Regions from separate parts of the Homo sapiens genome. Here region 2 is linked to region 1. A link is a contact called in ENCODE Hi-C or POLR2A ChIA-PET data. All regions are on one chromosome and are shown on one strand. The core of a region is the stretch at or near the end of the contact, and the rest is flanking DNA. Distances in the headings are between cores, read along the strand shown. Region 1 overlaps DOCK10 (dedicator of cytokinesis 10). Region 2 overlaps DOCK10 (dedicator of cytokinesis 10).

Region 1 (4,314 bases), core at 1,011-3,510:
TCTTCAGACAGCATCCTGCCTGATGTCACAAGGCACTGAAGCAGGAACTGCTGAATTGGCAAATGACCTTCAGTTTGAAAATTACAGTATATCCAAAGGGAAGAGATGTGAATTTCAATTTCATACACTTTCTATGCAAAAATATAGCTGGCCCAGGGAAGATTCATGATGAGTCTTCCGAAGCCACAAAGGCTATGTTCTATCATTTATAAAGCAGCATTGGGATCACTCAAGTCACACACACACACAGACACACACACACACACACAGACACACACACACACACACATGCAATTACTGGTTTTACACATGATGGAAAACTGACTTCAGTCTTATTGCTGCAGTTTATAATGATCTATGTGGCCAGATTCTAAAACTAGAAGGAAAGAACCGCTGGGGATCTCCTAGTATCTATAAACACATATTCTATTTATTACAGTCATTCGTGGAATTGTGCTTTCCACATGCGGAAGAGTGAAAGTTGAGTTCTCTAGCAAAGGAAGAAACAATTGTATTGTTTTGAGCATTTCCTGTTCGTAATTCATTGAAAGCAATTGGTGCCAATCCTGTGAGAAGGCCTGGAGAATTTCAACACGTTCACAATGTCTCCAAGGTGTCTACGCCAACAGTAGGGCGGGAAAAAGGGATTGACAGTAGTGACTCTACGAGCCAGCCATGCTTCTGTGTCTTTCCCTCAGAGAAAGGTTGCCCGAAACAGGTCATAGGCTACTACTAGAAAGAAAATCAGGCCGGGTGGCTCATGCCTGTAATCCCAGCACTTTGGGAGCCTGAGACAGGAGAATCACTTGGAGTCAGGAGTTCGAGACCAGTCTGGCCTGGTGAAACCTCGTCTGTACTAAAAATACAAAAATTAGCTGAGCATGGTGGCTTACGCCTGTAATCCCAGCTACTCGGGAGGCTGAGGCAGGAGGATCGCTTGAACTGAGGACGCAGAGGTTGCAGTGAGCCGAGATCGTGCCACTGCACTGTAGCCTAGGCAAGAGTGAGACTCCATCTCAAAAAGAAAAAAAATTAATCACTAGAAGCTATTGTGTTAATCTGGCTAATGATGTGTTAATTGGAGTTAAACTATGAAGTGGCTTAGTGCTGTTTTGTGTCAACAGTGGGATGCCAAACATTATTATGGGCAGTGATATTTTATCAGTACTTTAAAGTGACTGGTTAGCTACTAATAGTAGAAATAGTAGCAGTAGTCTGGCCACATTCAGGGTATATGCATTTATCAGTAAGTACATAGATGAACTAGCAGGTAGGTGCTCGGGACTTTGGTAAGTCATGAATGAAAAGAGCTACACAACAATATACAACAGACCTTTTTTTTTTTTTTTTTTGAGACGGAGTCTCGCTCTGCCACCCAGGCTGGAGTGCAGTGGCTTGATCTCAGCTCACTGCAAGCTCCGCCTCCCGGGTTTACGCCATTCTCCTGCCTCAGCCTCCCAAGTAGCTGGGACTACAGGTGCCCGCCACCATGCCTGGCTAATTTTTGTGTATTTAGTAGAGATGGGGTTTTACCATGTTAGCCAGGATGGTCTTGATCTCCTGACCTTGTGATCCACCCGCCTCAGCCTCCCAAAGTGCTGGGATTACAGGTATGAGCCACTGTGCCTGGCCAGTATACAACAGACTTTCTATAATAGAGTTTTATTTGCAATACTGTGGAAGGGCAGTGTCTTAGTCCATGCAGGCTGCTATAATAAATACCATAACCTGGGTGGTTTATAAACAACAAAAATTAATTTCACACAGTTCTGGAGGCAGGAAGTCCATGATCGAGGCGTCGGCAGGTGTGGTGTCTGTGAGGGCCTGCCTCCTGGTTCACAGATGGCATCTCCTTGGTTTGTCCTCACATGGTAGGAGGAGCAAATGAGCTCCCTTGAGCCTGTTTCGTAAGGGCACTAATCCCACTCCTGAGGGCTCTGCCCTCATGACCTAACCATCTTCCATAAGGCCCCACCTCCTAATACCACCGTCTAAGGAGTTAGGATTTCAACATGTGAATCTGGGGGGAGATGGTAAGGCGACACACATAAGCAACCCATAGCCAAGAGAGAGGGAGCGTAATTCAGTCAGGGGGATTCCATATGGCTTCTCAGAGTCTAAGCTATTTGACCTGGGCCGTGAAGGATGAATAAATGACACTTGGGAGGAAAAGTGAGTTAGAGTATTTCAAATGTGAAAGGCTATGTGGCTCACGAAGGCATCTGACTTTTGAAGGCCGATACCACTTGTTTACCTGATGCTAAACTCTCCCTATATTAGCACTGCCCCCTGCTGTCCATTGTGAGAAGAGGTCTGAAAGGACAAATGCATCCTTTTTGCCATTTTGCCCTTTAAAAATGAACAGACTGTCATCCTCAATATCACTTATTTGTAGTATCATTTCTTCAAGTTTCCATTACCAAGTGGCATGCTGAATAAAAGCAGGCACAGACCAAGAACAGCAATGACAACACGGCTTTCTCAGTGAGTTTACATAGATGTAAGCCTGATTCCACCTCTTAGGGTCCTTTATTGATAGATAAGTCATACATTTCTTTGGCCTCAGTAGTTGAGATTTAGTCAGCTCTTCAGCTCTCTTTAACTGTTAACTGATGAGAATATTTGGAGACAGAAAATGTCTCAGTGACTCCTCATCATAGTGAGACAATGGCCACGCCATGCCACGAGGAGCTAGTTGCATGGGCAGGCAGGTGTAAACATCCACATATGCAGAAAGAAAAAAGCCAGCAGCTGGCATCTCGTCACCCACAGCTTCCAGAAACAGTCTGGAATGTTGTTGGATGCTCAACACTGCAGAATTGGTATGAACCACATCAGTGTGGTCTGTCTTGCATGATCGGGCAGGTGTAAACATCCACATATGCAGAAAGAAAAAAGCCAGCAGGTGGCATCTCGTCACCCACAGAATGTTGTTGGTCGCTCAACACTGCAGAACTGGTATGAACCACATCAGTGTGGTCTGTCTTGGGGCAGACAGCAAGAACCGAGAAATGACCAGGGTAAATTCTGAGAGTGACAAATTCCATCTCTATTTGAGAATGGGAAGGAATTTGAAGGTTACATTTTTATTTTTATTTTATTCTATTTTAGAGACAGGGTCTCACTTTATCACCAGGCTGGAGTGCAGTGGCATGATCTCAGCTCACTGCAGCTTCGACTTCCTGAGCTCAAGTGATGCTCCCACCTCAGCCTCCCGAGTAGCTGGGACTATGTGTGTACCACCACACCTGGCTAATGTTTGTATTTTTAGTAGAGGCAGGATTTCACCATGTTGCCCAGGCTGGTCTTGAACTCCTGGACTCAAGTATGCATCTGCCTCGGCTTCTCAAAGTGCTGGGATTACAGGTGTAAGCCACCGTGCCTGGCTGGAAGGTTACATTTTTCAGTTTGAGTTTTGGGTAAACATCCCCATGGAGATCCTAAGTTCACTGATGGTGGTGTGGGACCTTTTATGATTCCACTAGAATGCTGATCTTGGGAGTAGAATTCTCCTTAGAACCGTGGCTGATGCAACTCGAATCAGAAGAAAGACCCACAATCTGGAAATCCTGACACTTTCCTGAGTGTGTTGACTTCATGTTTGACTGAATGAACCTTTTGTTCAAAAAAGGCAAATCTAAAACACAGACATACGCTTCACTTCTTTTAGTTTCAAATTAAAAGTTTTATCTAATAGTAGTATTTGTTCAAAATTTTACAAGGTAACATTGTTGATGTTTCATTAGCATCCCTGATCCCTAATGGCCATCCTATCTCTTAAACCACAAGAAATATTGTCTCTTTAAAGTCCATAATGTGCATTTACACTGATAAAATAAGGCCAGTGACTCCCAAGCTGCTTTGGGGAAAGAGGCCATCTTTTCTCTGTGTGACTTGTTCAGTGGCAATTGGAGTTTTACATCTGCTCTACAGGTCCAATCATAATAGAGCTCACTGTTATGTTAAATGTAGTTAGGTCTATCAAAATGTTAATAAACATGATAATGACAAACTAAGGAGATAGTTATCATAAAATGATGATAACATTTCTTGACTGTGTCGTATGTGCTCAGCATTTTCTCGTTTCGTTTTGTCTGTGATGTAAGTATCATGATCATTCCTTGCAGTGGGTTGCAAAGTGGCTCCCCCAAAGATATGCCCATATCCCAATCACTGGAACTCATGAATGTGACCTTATTTGGAAAAAGGCTCTTTGCAGATGAGTTAAGCCTTTCAAGATGAAATCCTCTTGGATTATTTAAGCTGGCCGTAAATCCAATGAAAAGTGTTCTTATGAGATAGCAGAGGAAAAGA
Region 2 (3,969 bases), core at 459-2,958, 130 kb before region 1:
GCTGGGCCTGAGAGGTTTTTTTTGTGTGTGGGGTCCTGTTGAATCCATGAAATAGAAGAAAATCAGAACAGGATTCTGGAAAGTATCAACATGCAAAGGATGGAGATGGGAGTAGGGAAAACAACTTATAAAATGGATTGGGAAGTAGGGAAAAATTTTACAAAACAAATGAAAAAATTTTAAATGTTGCCAGAGTATCACAGAAGCAAAGAAAGATTCAAGAAGGAAAGAATGGTCAACTAGAAAAATGTCACATACAACAGAGACAAAGACCAAATTAATATATGCATATGTAATTACATACATATATGTACATATATACATATATTGCATACATGCACATATATGTAGTTACACATTTATGTGATTAAAGTTGGAATACGCCTATAAAAACTAGCATTTTTACTGTTTTAAAATGCTACTTAAGTTTGAGTTGATGCCAATCTCTACCAGTATTCTAGGGGCAAACAGATTATAGTGAAACACCCTATTGTGATCCAGTTTATTACTACACAGACTCACTCACACTGTGGGTTTTGTTAAATGCTTAACAGTATCTCCTATCTTTTGAAATGTAGTAATGTGACTAGTTTATACGGGGGGGACAAGTCCAATTTCTTAATATTAGCAATACTTGCCAGCTCCCTTACTGTTAGAAAAAAGTTTTTGCATATAAGATAAATTCAATAAATTATTTTTTAAAATATAAAGCAATTACAAAGTAAAAGTTTATAGTATACCAATTTAAATTAATACAGAAAAACTCTTGTTTTGTGGTAGTAGTAGTCTGCCAAGAGTTGAAAAATGCAAAAATTACAGAAAAACAACTAAAGTGGGAACTCAAAACACATTGAAGGTCAAAGCAAAACCCATCTTTTTTCCTGAATTGTTGCATTTTGATTTTCATTTCTACTTTGTGAATGGAAATAAATACCTACTTTGATAACCCATCAAAAATTAAAGCTCATGTGGTGATTCATTTCTTTCTTCCAATCCACCTTTTCAAAATAAATGTCAAATCACTGGCTTTCCAGTGAGGATTTAACAAAGCATCTGCAAAGCCTAACAAATTAATTCATAGGTTTCTTGTGTTTAGAATTCTGTACTCTTCTGAAAAAAACTCGCAAAGATAAAATTTTAAATGTAGTTCTACTGTGATGTAGCTTTATTAGTTCAGATTTTTGGAGTCAATTTCTATTTTCAAAGAAATATTTTATACTACAAAACCATCAACTTGAATTTGGTTTTCAATTTACTGACTAAAAAATTACATGCTGTCAAACATTGTTTTCTCATCATGAGGATGTTATTTCAGGGAGTCTTCAGAATCTCATTCATTAAATGCAGTAGTTGGCTCCTAAGCAGCTTGGAGAAATATTTCAATTAATTTAAAACATGCTCATTGAATTAAGAACAATGAGTTTAAAAATAGATTCATTAATGAAAGAGTGTCAGTGAATAAATAAACACTGATTTTTAAAAAACAATGGTATTAAATAACAAACTGCTGTGAAGGTGAGGCTGACATTATTTTTTGTGTTATTGCTTATAGGCACAATGAAATTATTTTTCTAAAGTAATTTCCTAGTTTTTCAACATATGTATCAACTGTAAAATGAAAAACAACACTGACGTACAAAACACTCCAAATCAACTTAACCCTTTGGCCTGACAGATACCAAAGGACACACTAACTTGGTTCTCTGTACTTGGCTGTGTTCTCTTGCCTGGGGAGATTGGCCCAAATACAAACATTTGGCTTCTGAATATGGGTCTTAGTACAAAGAAAGGAATTCACGTGGAAGGAGTCATATGCCCCTGGCAGTAGAAAGAAAAGCCCACTATCTTTGATTTTCAGTTTCTAAATTGCATTTTAAATTACATTTAAATATGTTCTGGGTCAAAAAAAGCATCTATTTTTATTTAACAAGGTGACTAAGTGACATTACCATTTGAGGTAATGATATGATTTGGCTGTGTCACCACCCAAATCTCATCTTAAATTGTAGTTCTCATAATCCTCACATGTCATAGGAGGGACCCAGTGGGAAGTAATTGAATTATGGGGGCAGTTACCCTCATGCTGTTCTCATGATAGTGAGTGAGTTCTCATAATATCTGATGGTTTTATAAGGGGCTTTTCCCCCTTTTGCTTGGCATTTCCCTTTGCTGCCGCCATGTGAAGAAGGACATGTTTGATTCCCCTTCCATGATGATTGTAAGTTTCTTGAGGCCTCACCAGTCATGCTGAACTGTGAGTCAATTAAACCTCCTTCCTTTATAAATTACAGTCTTGGGTATGTCTTTCTTAGCAGCATGAGAACAGACTAATACAGGTATTTCCAAATGGTTTCAAGGACTAAGTTTCTAGATTTTTGTTTTGTTTTTATTTTAAAATCCTGCCTGAAAGCATGATCAGATTACTCCTAACACTTTGCATTCCATGGGAGCTGCTCTTGCCATAGTCATCAACATCCTCCACTTTGCCATGTCTACCAGATGGACTCCTCTTTCACTTCATGTTCCTCAGCTTCTTGGCACCAATCCCATAGCTACCCATTTGCTCTTGGTTTCATGATACAGTATTCCTTGGTTTATCTTTATCCCAACAGCCATCCCTGTTTAGTCTTCTTTGGTCACTTCTCTATTCATTCTTCAGATATTTTATTTGGTTCCTGGCCCCTTCTCTATGGTCATAGATATTTTTAGATCCCGCCCCTCTCCCCCCAACCAACATCATTGTCTGAACTAGACTTCCAAATTTGTATTTCCATTCATGGCCACTCCATTTTTTTTTTTTTTTTTTTTTTTTTTTTTGAGACGGAGTCTCACTGTGTCACCCAGGCTGGAGTGCAGTGGCATGATCTCGGCTTACTGCAACCTCCACCTCCTGGGTTCAGGCGATTCTTCTGCCTCAGCCTCCTAAGTAGCTGGGACTACAGGCGTGTGCCACTGTGTACAGCTAATTTTTGTATTTTTTGTAGAGACAAGGTTTTGCCATGTTGGACAGGCTGGTCTTGAACTCCTGACCTCAGGTGATCTGCCTGCCTTGGCCTCCCAAAGTGCTGGGATTACAGGTGTGAGCCACCGTGCCTGGCCGCCAAACTTGCATTTGAATCTGTCCCTAAGACATCTCTCTTTGGATATCTAATAGTACCAACAAGTGAAACATGTTCATAATGGTATTTTTGACCTGTATTGTGCAAATCTCCCTCCCGTGTTACCATTTTAGTAAATGGCATCACAATGTGTAAAACCGTCCAAAACAAAAACCAGTACTCACCCTTGAGATTTCTTTTTCCATTATCCAGTATATCCAATACATTAGGAAAGCTTATCAGCCCAATTTACAAAACACCAGTCCAATCCACCCATTTCTCTCCTTCTCCCTTGCCAGCCCTTGTTCAAGCCATGCAATAAACGGTGGTAGTAGCCTCCTAATTCTTCTTCTTGGACAACTCTTGTTTTTAAAGTGCTTTAAACCATTGAATAGCTTCCAATCACACTTAGGATAAATTCAAACTCTTTACTATGGCTTAAGGCCCTACATCATCTTATCTCTGTTTCTTCTACATCATCTTGGTATACCCTTCACCTCCCTAACTCTTTTCAGTTCCTAGAACTTGCTAAAGCTTACCTGTCTTGGTGCATTTGTACTTCTCTTTCTTCTGCCTAGAATGTTCTCCCCTGACCTGCCTTTTTATCCTTCCCAACCTTTAGGTCTCTGTTCAAAATCACCTCTGCCGAGAGGGCCTTCCATGACCATCCTGTCTAAAGTAACCCTTTCCTGAATTCCTCTGGAACACATCTCTCCATATTTATTTCTTTTAAAGAACTTTGCATAATGTGCACTTAAATTGTGAGTTTTCTTGTTTACTTTCTGCCGTTTTCAAAAAGAATCTAATCTTCAAGACACTAGGGACCTTGCTTATCTAGTTACTTCCTGTTTTCCCAGTTCTTAGGACAAGT

The links. Hi-C counts contacts between places; a loop is a spot of excess contacts on that map. ChIA-PET counts read pairs that join two places held with the same protein, here RNA polymerase II (POLR2A). Pooled maps may share reads with other maps.
Region 2: a map of CD14-positive monocyte shows a loop between it and region 1 (2.4-fold over the local background). The contact joins two enhancer-like sites. A Hi-C loop is called at or near these places in 5 of 168 maps with a recorded cell type or tissue (B cell, CD14-positive monocyte, CD4-positive, alpha-beta memory T cell and 2 more), 5 of 37 single-sample maps with no recorded cell type and 14 of 50 pooled maps. POLR2A ChIA-PET finds 5 or more read pairs at or near these places in 6 of 52 experiments (A673, CD8-positive, alpha-beta memory T cell, H1 and 3 more).

What each region holds. Positions count from the first base shown.
Region 1 is chr2:224,999,956-225,004,269 of GRCh38, forward strand. The region is part of intron 1 of DOCK10 (dedicator of cytokinesis 10); the gene reads right to left. Among named protein-coding and RNA genes, the nearest start is that of MIR4439, 8.4 kb to the right of the region's middle. Within about 2 kb of position 2,261, at least 6 of the 41 ENCODE cell types and tissues checked have a DNase peak (open chromatin) inside an H3K27ac peak, as active enhancers do.
Region 2 is chr2:224,868,028-224,871,996 of GRCh38, forward strand. All of the region lies in intron 11 of DOCK10 (dedicator of cytokinesis 10), which reads right to left. Among named protein-coding and RNA genes, the nearest start is that of MIR4439, 140 kb to the right of the region's middle. Within about 2 kb of position 1,709, at least 3 of the 41 ENCODE cell types and tissues checked have a DNase peak (open chromatin) inside an H3K27ac peak, as active enhancers do.